2 separate regions of the Homo sapiens genome follow, and region 1 is linked to region 2. Evidence: chromatin contacts called from ENCODE Hi-C or POLR2A ChIA-PET data. All regions are on one chromosome and are shown on one strand. The core of a region is the stretch at or near the end of the contact, and the rest is flanking DNA. Distances in the headings are between cores, read along the strand shown.

The links. A loop is a pair of places that touch in the nucleus more often than their neighbours do. ChIA-PET counts read pairs that join two places held with the same protein, here RNA polymerase II (POLR2A). Pooled maps may share reads with other maps.
Region 1: a loop to region 2 is called in a pooled map, with 2.8 times the contacts of the local background. The contact joins two enhancer-like sites. A Hi-C loop is called at or near these places in 1 of 168 maps with a recorded cell type or tissue (breast epithelium) and 1 of 50 pooled maps. POLR2A ChIA-PET finds 5 or more read pairs at or near these places in 2 of 52 experiments (CD4-positive, alpha-beta T cell and activated CD4-positive, alpha-beta T cell).

What each region holds. Positions count from the first base shown.
Region 1 is chr9:137,570,812-137,577,361 of GRCh38, reverse strand. DPH7 (diphthamide biosynthesis 7) reads left to right here. Exons shown (of 9, transcript NM_138778.5): 3 at 1,195-1,282; 4 at 2,519-2,610; 5 at 2,982-3,154. Among named protein-coding and RNA genes, the nearest start is that of DPH7, 4.8 kb to the left of the region's middle. RefSeq lists enhancers at 892-1,701, 1,631-1,925. Within about 2 kb of position 1,806, at least 2 of the 41 ENCODE cell types and tissues checked have a DNase peak (open chromatin) inside an H3K27ac peak, as active enhancers do.
Region 2 is chr9:137,511,911-137,518,275 of GRCh38, reverse strand. It overlaps PNPLA7 (patatin like domain 7, lysophospholipase), which reads left to right. Exons shown (of 35, transcript NM_001098537.3): 12 at 2,757-2,897. Among named protein-coding and RNA genes, the nearest start is that of PNPLA7, 35 kb to the left of the region's middle. Within about 2 kb of position 4,289, at least 3 of the 41 ENCODE cell types and tissues checked have a DNase peak (open chromatin) inside an H3K27ac peak, as active enhancers do.

The DNA of each region.
Region 1 (6,550 bases), core at 557-3,056, 62 kb before region 2:
TTTGTTTCTTTGCTGTCCCGCCTATCTTCCACCTGGGGAGTGCTTTACCTGGGGCTTATTTCCTTTGTCATGTTCCAGCCGGGGAAGTGATGGGAGTTTTCTGACTTCATAACCTGGGGCGTCTTTTGTTTGAGAACACAGTTGTAGGCTCTAGCCCACTTTTGGAGCTGAGATTTAAATGCAGTGGTGTGTGGCATAATTATGTTTTGGTCAACAATGGAGCACGTATACCATGGTGGTGCCTTAACGTAATGGAGATGCCCTATACAGGTGTACCAGTTTTTATCCTTTTTAATTTTTTTTTTTTTGAGGCAGGGTTTTGTTCCGTTGCCCAGGCTGGAATGCAGTCACGTGATCATAGCTCACTGCAGCCTTGAACTCCTGGGCTCAAGCAATTCTCTGTCTCAGCCTCTCGAGTAGCTGAGACTTCAGACTTCAGGTAGATGCCACCATGCCTCTTTTTTTTTTTTTTGAGACGGAGTCTCGCTCTGTCGCCCGGGCTAGAGTGCAGTGGCGCGGTCTCGGCTCACTGCAAGCTCCGCCTCCTGAGTTCACGCCATTCTCCTGCGTCAGCCTCCCTAAGAGCTCGGTCTACAGGCGCCCGCCACCACACCCGGCTTATTTTTTTGTATTTTTAGTAGAGACGTGGTTTCACCATGTTATTAGGATGGTCTTGATCTCCTGACCTCGTGATCCACCCGCCTCAGCCTCCCAACGTGCTGGGATTACAGGCGTGAGCCACGACGCCTGGCCTTACCACACCTCATTTTTGTTTGTTTGTTAGTTTGTAGAAACAGGGTCTTGCTATGTTGCTCAGGCTGGTTTCGAACTCCTTACCTCAAGTCATCCTCCTACCTCAGCTTCCCAAAGTGTTGGGGTTACAAGTGTGAGCCACCATGCCCGGCCACCTGTTTTTTATCCTTTATATTGTATTCTTACTGTATCTTTTCTATGTTTAGATATACAACCACTTCCTGTTGTGTCACACTTGCCTGCAGTAACATGCTGTAAGGTTTGTGGCATAGGAGCAGTGGGCCATACCATATAATCAAGGTGTGTAGTAGGATGTCCCAGCTGGGTTTGCGTGGACTGCAGCCCCGTTGTTAAGGGAAGCGTGACTGTGGTTACCGGGACGCACAGTGCACGCCTGTGCTCCGGGCACATTGGTGTGCTTATGGTGGGCCCTCTCCTCAGGTGTCACATCCCGGTGGCTGGACATGCCCTCTTGGGCTTGGCAGATGCCAGTGGATCCATACAACTGCTCCGCCTGGTGGAATCTGAGGTCAGTGACTTGCACTTGTTCTGTGGGGCAGAAGGGACCTGAATAGAGAGGGTTGGGGAGGAGGCTGTGCTGATACAGACATTTTTCTAAAACGATCTCTCTTCAATGGTGAGCTATATATAAACGTTCTAAGATAATGTGGAGTCTATTTTTAAGTTGTATTGCGTTCTACATCCAACTCCAAGAGGAAGTCACCTCATGTGTCACCAGCAGAAGGGCTGAAGTGACAGGATGTTCATTGACCTGTCAGTGGATCTGAAAGTTCTCTAAGGAGAGCCTGGGCAAGCATTCTTAGGTTGATGCTGGGGCCCAGAGTAGCAGTGAGCATCCTGTGTGAAGATGGCATTTCTCACTGATTATTGGAAAAGCACGTGAGTCCTGTGTGAATTTTTCCGAGTTTCTCACAGTGCTCTGGAGCCATGCATTAACAAAGTGACTTCATCTGATAGCTGTCGGGGAGGAGAACGGGGATGTCCCGTAGTGGGGTGATGTAAACAGCCTGAAACCACGCCCTCACTCCGATGCAGATGCTGCAGGCGGGGCTGGGCCAACCGAGGGCCTGTGTAGGAAAAGGCCTTGCTTAAGGCAGCTTAGAGCAGTTGCCCTGTCTTAGAAAGGAGGGAAAGAGCAGCCACAGGAAAGCTGTGGGCCCAAGGGAGGAGTGCATGAACCCAGGAAAGGGCTTTGGTACAGCAGCCTGCTGGGAGCAGGGATGGAGTTAAGCACTGGCCAGGCTGTTTAGGAAATGAAATTTATATAGATCTGCATAAAGAGCAACCACGTTCTCATGGCTGCTCGCGGCTTCTGAAGTGGAAACCAGAGGAGTTTCCCCATTGTCTCTGTCTCGGGAGGCGAGTGTTCCAGTGGCCCTGGAGGCCTGGGGTGGGAAACTGTGTGTGCCACTGTGGTCTGGAGCCTGCACAGGCATCTCGACAGCATCTAGGAGCGCAAGGATGGCAAGGGGGTGTGAAAGGGAGGGAGACCATGCCCCAAGATCAAGCCTGTGGGAAAGTTGTCCTGCAAGTGTGAGGAGTGTGAGCTCCAGTGTCCCCAGGTCTTCTCGGGGCCCCTAGCAGGGGTTTCAGTGTTAGGTGGAGGTGTGACTCAGTGACTGATGTACTTCATTCGCATAGGTTGTAAATGAGGGAACGATGACTTCCCTGCAGGAGAGGAAAAGTCTTTTGGGGGTTCTGGGGCGGCTACTTCCCTTTGATGGAGTTTCTTCTTCTCCAGTAGAAGAGCCACGTGCTGGAGCCATTGTCCAGCCTTGCCCTGGAGGAGCAGTGTCTGGCTTTGTCCCTAGATTGGTCCACTGGGAAAACTGGAAGGTAAGGGCCAGGCTTGGTCAGGGGTCCTGAGTCTTTCTCTGAGAACCACTTCCACTTTTCAGGCTAGAGGGCTCCAGCCACCTTCAGCGAGCTGCGACTGTGCTCCTCAGCCCTGACATCATCACTGCCAGTCCTATTATGAAAAAAAGGTCCCCCATTTTAGATACATAGCGATAGTGTTTTTACCTAGAGAAGTCGACACTGGTGTCTTTGACAAGCTTAGCAGTGGTTGTGATCTTAGCCGCCAGTCTCTTAAGGGGCATATCCGCATCCCAGGGCTGTGGAGACCGTCTCTCAGGACTTGTTTGGGAACCAGAAGAGGCTGACGAATAACATTCTGCCGGGCTTCTTCATGGGTTCCCTGTGTCTAGGGCCGGGGACCAGCCCTTGAAGATCATCAGCAGTGACTCCACAGGGCAGCTCCACCTCCTGATGGTGAATGAGACGAGGCCCAGGCTGCAGAAAGTGGCCTCATGGCAGGCACATCAATTCGAGGCCTGGATTGCTGCTTTCAATTACTGGCATCCAGAAATTGTGTATTCAGGTCAGTATTCCTCCACCGGTCACCTCTGATGGAAGGCTTGCTGAGGAAGGGGCGGAGGGAGAGAGGGAGGCCTGTGCCACAGCTGTGATTCCAGTTATGTTGGGATCTTGAAGACCTTTTATGGAAAGTGTACTTTTTTTTTTGAAACTGAGTCTTGCTCTTTTGCCAGGCTAGAGTGCAGTGGCACGATGTTGGCTTACTGCAATCTCCACCTCCCAGGTTCAAGCGATTCTACTGCCTCAGCCTCCCAAGTAGCTGGGATTACAGGCGCCTGCCACCACACCCAGCTAATTTTTGTGTTTTTAGTAGAGACAGGGTTTCACCATGTTGGTCAGGCTGGTCTCTATCTCCTGACCTCATGATGCGCCCACCTCAGCCTCCCAAAGTGTTGGGATTACAGGTGTGAGCCACTGCGCCTGGCCACTATTTTTTTTCTTTTTTGGAGAATGTACTTTCTGGAACAAAGGCTATAGTTGGCGCTCATCACTTAGCTATTCTTTTTTTTTTTTTTTTTTTTTTTTTTTTGAGACAGAGTCTCACTCTGTTGCCCAGGCTGGAGTGCAGTGATGCAATCTCAGCTCACTGCAAGCTTTGCCTCCTGGGTTCACGCCATTCTCCTGCCTCAGCCTCTTGAGTAGCTGGGACTACAGGCACCCGCCACCATGTCCAGCTAATTTTTTGTAGTTTTTTTTTTAGAGAGATGGGGTTTCACCGTGTTAGCCAGGATGGTCTCGATCTCCTGACCTCGTGATCCTCCCGCCTCGGCCTCCCAAAGTGCTGGGATTACAGGTGTGAGCCACTGCACCCGGCCCACTTAGCTATTCTTTTTTTTTTTTTTTTTTTTTTTGAGATGGAGTCTTGCTCTGTTGCCTAGGCTGGAGTGCAGTGGCGCGATCTCGGCTCACTGCAAGCTCCGCCTCCCAGGTTCACGCCATTCTCCTGCCTCAGCCTCCCGAGTAACTGGGACTACAGGTGCCCGCCACCACGCCCGGCTAATTTTTTGTATTTTTAGTAGAGACGGGGTTTCACTGTGTTAGCCAGGGTGGTCTTGATCTCCTGACCTCGTGATCCACTCGCCTCGGCCTCCCAAAGTGCTGGGATTACAGGCGTGAGCCACCTTGCCCCGCCCACTTATTCTTTAGAGAGCAAAGTATAGCTTGCCTCAGGCAGTGCAGGGTCTTGGGTGGTGTTGGCCAGGGTGTTGGAGGAGCAGGCACCTGTGGGCAGAGCCATCCTGCCTCCCTGATATGCTCGGTGTCAGATCCTTTATGCTTTTACTGGAAGTCCAGTTTCTGTGCTTTTTGCCTGATACCTGTGGATACAATAGTGACTTCGCCATGTTGGATTTCAAGTTTGTCTGCACCCTTTTTGGATATAGTTTATCTTCCAGAAATAAAGGAAGCATGAGAGAAATAAGATTCCTTTCCAGGTCTTGTGAATGGTTTGCATTTGGGGCATGCTGATGTGGGAGTGAGAAATTAACAACTGGTGTTTCCAGGAAGGAGGTAGCTTTGGCTAGCATCTCTTTCCCAGGTAGAGATAACTCATGGCAGGTGAGAGGGGCGGGTCTCTGAGAAAAGACAGAAGAGGAGCTGCTGAATTTGCAAACAGCCGAAGAAAAGATCTGACCCTTCCCTGCTGCTACCCATCCGGGCCACTGTCTCATCTAGTTTGTTACAGCAGAGCAGCAAGTGATGGCCCTGCCTTCATTCCTGACTGTTCCAGTCTCCACACAGTAGCCAAGCAAGTGTTTTAAAAACACACACACTTTATCGCATCTCACTCATTGTTAGAACCCCTCACAGTTCCTGTTTCATTGAGGATAAAATCCAAAATAGTGATGCGATTACCCAAGGCCTGTGGAATCTGGTCCACGCCTGCTTCTCCGGCCTTGTTTTGGCTCCTATGCTCTCAGTCACCTTTTCCTGAAATAGTCCACATTCCCTCAGTCTCAGGGTTTCGTCACGGGATGTTTCCTTCATGGGTGAATTCTGCTTTTTTGACATGCCCAGCTTAAAATCTTGTCCTTAGAAGACTGACGCAGAGCAGCTGTCCTTCCACCCCAGGCAGGCCTCACCTCCGCCGTGGCTCACGCTGCCTCTGCTTGTCCGAGTGACGAGCACGTGTGTAAGGCGGCGTTCTTATTTGTGTTGCTCATTGTCACAGCCTTGAACCGTCTGAGAGCCATAAAGATCTCATTTCTTGAGGTCTCTCCTTGGGTTGGTTCTTCTACCTTGAGCTAATTCAGAGCAAAGGTACCGTAGGGCAATGATTGAATAATTCTGGACTGATTCATTCTTTCAACAAATGCTATGTGCTGAGCCCTATTCTAGGTGATTAGAATACTTTAGCAAACTAAACAGACAAAAGTCCTGCTTTCTTTTTTAAGTTTTATTATTTTTATTTATTTATTTATTTTGAGATGGAGTTTCGCTCTTATTGCCCAGGCTGGAGGGCAGTGGTACAATCTTGGCTCATTGCAACCTCCACCTCCTGGGTTCAAGTGATTCTCCTGCCTCAGCCTCCTGAGTAATTGGGATTATAGGCACCTGCCGCCATGCCCGGCTAATTTTTGTATTTTTAGTAGAGATGCGGTTTTACCATGTTGCCCAGGCTGGTCTCGAATGCCTAGGCTCAAGCGATCTACCTGCCTCAGCCTCCCAGTGTTGGGATTATAGGCGTCAGCCACTGCACTCAGCCTTCTTAAAAAAATTATTTATATAGGCCAGGCGCGGTGGCTCACACCTGTAATCCCAGCACTTTAGGAGGCCAAGATGGGCGGATCATGAGGTCAGCAGATCAAGACCATCCTGGCCAACATGGTGAAACCCCATCTCTATTAAAATACAAAAAATTAGCCGGGCATGGTGGCAGGCGCCTGTAGTCCCAACTACTCGGGAGGCTGAGACAGTGGAATTGCTTGAACCCGGGAGGCAGAGGTTGCAGTGAGCCGAGATCGCACCACTGCACTCCAGCCTGGCGAGAGAGCAAGGCTCTGTCTCAAAAAAAAAAAATTTATTTATATAAATACATTTTGAGGATGGGGTGGGTGGTTCACGTCTTGCTGTGTCACCCAAGCTGGAGTGCAATGGCGTGACCACAGGTCACGGCAGCCTTAACCTCCCAGGGTCAAGCGATCCTCCTGCCTCAGCCTTCTGAGTAGCTGGGACTACAGGTGTGAGTTACCACACCTGGCTGATTTTCACATAAAAGTCCCTGCTTTCACCCAGCTTACATTCTGTGGCGGGGAGACAGACAGTAAACACAAGGCATAATATGTAATAGGGAAGGAGACTGCATGGCCTGTCAGGGGCAATGAGTGCTTTGGAAAGAAGGTAGAAGGAGGTGAGAGGGGACCAAGGGTGCTGGGAGCAGGTGCAGATTATACTGTTGGAG
Region 2 (6,365 bases), core at 3,040-5,539:
CAGAGTGGAGTGAGTGAATGAGGGATGGAGTGGACAGAGTGGAGTGAGTGAGTGGGGGATGGAGTGAGCAGAGTGGAGTGAGTGAGTGGGGGATGGAGTGGACAGAGTGGAGTGAGTGCGTGAGTGGGGGATGGAGTGGACAGAGTGGAGTGAGTGAGTGAGGGATGGAGTGGACAGAGTGGAGTGAGTGACGGGGGATGGAGTGGACAGAGTGGAGTGAGTGAGTGGGGGATGGAGTGGACAGAGTCGAGTGAGTGAGTGGGGGATGGAGTGAGCAGAGTGGAGTGAGTGAGTGGGGGATGGAGTGAGCAGAGTGGAGTGAGTGAGTGGGGATGGAGTGGACAGAGTGGAGTGAGTGACGGGGGATGGAGTGGACAGAGTGGAGTGAGTGAGTGTGGGATGGAGTGGATAGAGTGGAGTGAGTGAGTGTGGGATGGAGTGGACAGAGTGGAGTGAGTGACGGGGGATGGAGTGGACAGAGTGGAGTGAGTGAGTGAGGGATGGAGTGGACAGAGTGGAGTGAGTGACGGGGGATGGAGTGGATAGAGTGGAGTGAGTGAGTGGGGGATGGAGTGGACAGAGTGGAGTGAGTGAGTGAGGGATGGAGTGGACAGAGTGGAGTGAGTGAGTGTGGGATGGAGTGGACAGAGTGGAGTGAGTGACGGGGGATGGAGTGGACAGAGTGGAGTGAGTGAGTGAGGGATGGAGTGGACAGAGTGGAGTGAGTGAGTGTGGGATGGAGTGGACAGAGTGGAGTGAGTGAGTGTGGGATGGAGTGGACAGAGTGGAGTGAGTGACGGGGGATGGAGTGGACAGAGTGGAGTGAGTGAGTGAGGGATGGAGTGGACAGAGTGGAGTGAGTGACGGGGGATGGAGTGGACAGAGTGGAGTGAGTGAGTGGGAGATGGAGTGGACAGAGTGGAGTGAGTGAGTGGGGGATGGAGTGGACAGAGTGGAGTGAGTGAGTGTGGGATGGAGTGGACAGAGTGGAGTGAGTGAGTGAGGGATGGAGTGGACAGAGTGGAGTGAGTGAGTGAGGGATGGAGTGGACAGAGTGGAGTGAGTGACGGGGGATGGAGTGGACAGAGTGGAGTGAGTGAGTGGGGGATGGAGTGAGCAGAGTGGAGTGAGTGAGTGGGGATGGAGTGGACAGAGTGGAGTGAGTGAGTGAGGGATGGAGTGGACAGAGTGGAGTGAGTGAGTGTGGGATGGAGTGGACAGAGTGGAGTGAGTGACAGGGGATGGAGTGGACAGAGTGGAGTGAGTGGGGGATGGAGTGGACAGAGTTGAGTGAGTGAGGATGGAGTGAGCAGAGTGGTGTTACTCCTGCACTCATGTGTGCTTGTGAGACCCCATGAGGATCACAGCCACCTTTAAACGCAGCTCTGGCTGATGTGCTTTTTCCCAGAAATGCATTTTATTTTTATAATAATAATAATAATTATTATTATTACTATTGAGACAGGGTTTTGCTCTTTTGCCCAGTCTGGAGTGCAGTGGTGTGGTACTGGCTCACTGCCACCCCCATGTCACTGGCTGAAAGGATTCTCCTGCGTCAGCCTCCTGAGTAGCTTGGTCCACAGGCGCATGCCACCAGGCCCAGCTCATTTACTTTTATTTTTAAATTTTTGTAAAGATGGCATCTTACTACGTGGTCCAGGGTGGTCTTGAACTCCTGGTCTCAAGTGATCCTCCCACCTTGGCCTCCCAAATTGTTTGGATTACAGGTGTGAGCCACTGCACCTGGCCTCAAAGTGTATTTTAGAGTATGTGTCATTGCCTGAATGGCATTTCTTTCACTGGATTAGGTCCATGTGACTTGATGGGGCAGCAGCTGTCCTGGATGAGGTCTTGGCAGAGACCAGGGCCGGGGGTGCTCATGGGCCTCTGTAGGTAAGGACAGTGTCCAGGCAGGGCAGCCTCCTTCAGCCTGTGTGGTCGGCAAGGCCAGGCTCCTTCCTCGTTTCACCTGAGGGGCAGATGCAGCCCTGCGTGGCCCATCCCAGGCGAGCCCAGACAGCCACATCCACCAATGGGACGCCCTGAGAAAGGGCCTGGCTGGCAGCCCCACCTGGATGGAGTTTGCCTTCAAGGCACTTGGCCCACAGCAGGACAATCAGGGCAGCAAGGCCTCGGAATGGGGCAGGGGGTTAGGTTAGGGATGGGGGTGGGGCGCATGGGGGATTGGGGTAGGGGTGGAAGGGGTGGGGAGGAGGGATTGGGGTGGGGAGGGGGATTTCGGGGAATGGGGGGTTGGGGTAGGTAGGGAGGATTTGGGGGAGGGGGTTGGGGTAGGGAGGGAGGATTTGGGGGAGGGGGGATTGAGGTGGGGAGGGTGGATTTGGGGGAGGGGCATTGGGGTGGGGAGGGGGGATTTGGGGGGAGGGGGTTGAGGTGGGGAGGGGGCATTTGGGGGAGAGGGATTGGGGGGAGGGGGCATTTGGGGGAGAGGGATTGAGGGGGGAGGGGGGATTTGGGGGAAGGGGGATGGGGTGGGGAGGGAGATTGGGAGGAGGGGGATGTGGGAGGCGGGATTGGGCGGGGAGGGGCCAGGGCTAGTCAGAGGCCGGCACTCGCTTGCACTCACCTGCTGGCCCGGCAGATGCAGAGGCCTGGTGGCCGGTGGGCTGGTCCAGAGCGCGTTCAGGTGCGCAGGGCACTGTGGGGACCCTGCTCCCTGCGTGGCCCCGAATGGGCTGCACCAGACACCAGGGAGTGCGTGCAAACAAGGTTGCTTACGGCTGCCTCCCCAGCAGATCACGGGGGCGGCCGCCCGGCAGCTGCTGGGCCCCTGCTGAAGAGGAGCCACTCCGTCCCCGCGCCTTCCATTCGCAAACAGATCTTGGAGGAGCTGGAGAAGCCCGGGGCAGGTGACCCTGACCCTTCGGCCCCACAAGGTAAAGAACCTCGACGGCTGCCCAGCCAGTGTGACCCACAGGCCCTCGGCATCTGAGACCCAGGCTGAGCTGCACTGATGCCCAGCATCGCCGCCGAGGCGGGCACCCTCCACTAGAGCCCCACGTGCCCAGGGGGGCCTGTGCCTGTCCTCTGGCTCTAGGGTCGAGGCTTGGTGGCCGTCCTGCCGCCCAGAACACCCTGGTGTGCTCCTCTGCGTGCCTGCCCTGTCTCACCCCCACCACCGCCAGGGCTGGGCCGGTGCCACCAGATGCCCCGCAGAGCCATGTGCTCGGCCCTTCCCGCCCTCCCTGCATGGTCCCTCTCCTGCCTTGTGTCCCGGGTCTCTAGCAAGCCTCCCTTCCTTCCCCAGCCCTGCTGACGTGTGCCTCCCCGCAGGGACCTTTGCTGTAACTGATGTGTAGCAAAACCTCAACAGCCGGGTGACCCGCCCACAGCCCAGCCACAGGGCCCGGGCACATCAACATCCGAGTGACCCGCCTGCAGCCCAGCCACAGGGCCCAGGCACCTCAACATCCAGGTGACCCGCCCGCAGCCCAGCCACAGGGCCCGGGCACCTCAACAGTCAGGTGACCCACCTGCAGCCCGGCCACAGGGCCCGGGCATCTCAACAGCCAGGTGACCCACCCACAGCCCAGCCACAGGGCCCGGGCACATCAACATCCGAGTGACCCGCCTGCAGCCCAGCCACAGGGCCCAGGCACCTCAACATCCGGGTGACCCGCCCGCAGCCCAGCCACAGGGCCCGGGCACCTCAACAGCCGGGTGACCCGCCCACAGCCCGGCCACAGGGCCCGGGCACCTCAACATCCGGGTGACCCGCCCGCAGCCCAGCCACAGGGCCCGGGCACCTCAACAGTCAGGTGACCCGGCCACAGGGCCCGGGCATCTCAACAGCCAGGTGACCCACCCACAGCCCAGCCACAGGGCCCCGGCACATCAACATCCGAGTGACCCGCCTGCAGCCCAGCCACAGGGCCCAGGCACCTCAACATCCGGGTGACCCGCCCGCAGCCCGGCCACGGGGCCCGGGCACCTCAACAGTCAGGTGACCCGCCCACAGCCCGGCCACAGGGCCCGGGCATCTCAACAGCCAGGTGACCCACCCACAGCCCAGCCACAGGGCCCGGGCACATCAACATCCGAGTGACCCGCCTGCAGCCCAGCCACAGGGCCCGGGCACCTCAACAGCCGGGTGACACGCCCGCAGCCCAGCCACAGGGCCCGGGCACCTCAACATCCGGGTGACCCGCCCGCAGCCCGGCCACAGGGCCCGGGCACCTCAACAGTCAGGTGACCCGCCCACAGCCCAGCCACAGGGCCCAGGGCATTTTCAGGGCAGCCTCCAAGTCCATCCTGCCCGGCAGTGCAGCCGTGCTCCTGCCGCAGACCTGCCCCCTCTGCCGTCTGCCACCCGCAGGTCACCGGCAAGCTCATTGGCTCCTGCTGTATTCGGTTCCATCTGGGCGTCCCTCTCAGATTGTCTGGTCGTATTCTCTGCCCACTTTCTGCAGGATTCTGGAGTTTGGTTGATTTGTGTTGATTCTTTATGTGCTGTAGGTAGAGGTCCCTGGTTAGTTTCACTTTTGGAGATTCTCTTCCCCATTGTCTCCTTAGTTTTTTTTGGAGATTCTTTTCCCTCTTGTCTCATTAGTTTCAGTTGTTGGAGATTCTCTTCCCTCTTGTCCATGGGCTGGAAAATGCCGCCACGGGACCTTCACGCAACAGGGACCCTGATGTTCTTTTGTGGAAAGCCAGCTTTTTGCCTTGGCACCTGTGATTTGTGTTTTGGGTCTTATTTATTCTTTCCTTATTCCTGAGTCATAAATAAATTTTCCAAAGACTATTTTATTTATTTCTGTTTTTTAATTTTTTTTTTTTTTGTGACAGAGTTTCACTCTTGTTGCCCAGGCTGGAGTGCAATGGTGTGATCTCAGCTCACCGCAACTTCTGCCTCCCAGGTCCAAGTGATTCTCCTGCCTCAGCCTATTTTAGGCAGGTGTCACCACAACTGGCTAATTTTGTATTTTTAGTAGAGACGGGGTTTCCCCATGTTGGCCAGGCTGGTCTCAAACTCCCAACCTCAGGTGATCCGCCCACCTCAGCCTCCCAAAGTGCTGGGATTACAGGCTGAGCCACCGCACCCGGCCTCAAAGACTATTTTTATTAGCTTTTAGTTTTGCCTTTCACATAGAGGTCTTTCATTTATCTGTAGTTTATACTGCAAGAATGAGGGAAGAAATTCATCTTTTCCTTACTCTTTATGGTGATAATTTACCCAACACCATTAATAAAACAATCTGTCATCTCTCTCTTGCTTTTTTTGTGCCATCGGGCATCAGGTATCTGAATCTACATGGATTTTTTTGTTTAAGTAACAGCTTTTTTTTTTTTTTTCAGACAGAGGCTCGTTCTGTGGCCCAGGCTAGAGTGCAGTGGTGAGATCATGGCACACTGCGGCCTCAACCCTCTGGGCTCAAGTGATCTTCCCACCTCAGCCTCCTGAGTAGTTGGGAGTACAGGCACACCACTGCACTTGGCATTTTTTTTTTTTGTATTTTCTTTTTATTTTTCTTGTTTCCTGTAGAGAGGGTGTCTTGCCATGTTACCCAGGCTGGTTTCGAACTCCTGGGCTCAAGTGATCCTCCTGCCTCAGCCTCCCAAACTGTTGGGAAACAGGCATGAGCCACAGCACCTGGCCCAGTTGTTGTTTGTTTATTAACTAGTGATGGTTGTATAATGCGCATGCAGGACGCACATTGCAGGTGGACGGTTTGATGACTCCATAAACTGAACTCACTTGTGAACCAGGTAAAGAAACATAAATTAGCCCCTGCAAGCCCCGTTCATGCTCCTCTTGTTACCACCAGCAGCCATGTCTGGTTGTAAAACCTGCTCCCCACCACGGCTGCCTGCCGTCCCGATGGCTGCCAGCCGAGGTGAGGTTGGCCTGTTTTCCTTTTCAGAAGTGGAGCCGTGTGGTGTGCGTTTGTGTTTGGCTTCCCTGCTCCACGTCCCGTGGGGAGGTCCATCCATGCCGTCATGTGGAGAAGCCTCCCCACCTTCTCGTGGTGGTGCAGGCTTCGCCGTGTGAATGTTTACGTCTGTGCGTCCACTGCACGAGCGTGTACACATTTCTGTTGGGGCTGCTGGGTCATGGAGTCACGTGTGCTTGGCTCAGGGGTGTAGGGTCCAGCCCTACAGGGCCTTGTGAGTTTTCTCTTCATGTGCAAAGACGAGAGATTGTAGTAAAATAAGACACGAGACTAAGAGATAGTAGGAAAGACAGCTGGGCCCAGAGGCCACTACCACCAGTGCGCAGAGTCCGGTAGTGGCCCTGAAGGCCTGGACGCACTGCTATTTATTGTATACAAGGCAAGGGGGCAGGGTAAGGAGTGTGAGTCATCTCAAGTGATTGATAAGGACAAGCAAGTCACCTGTCCACGTGA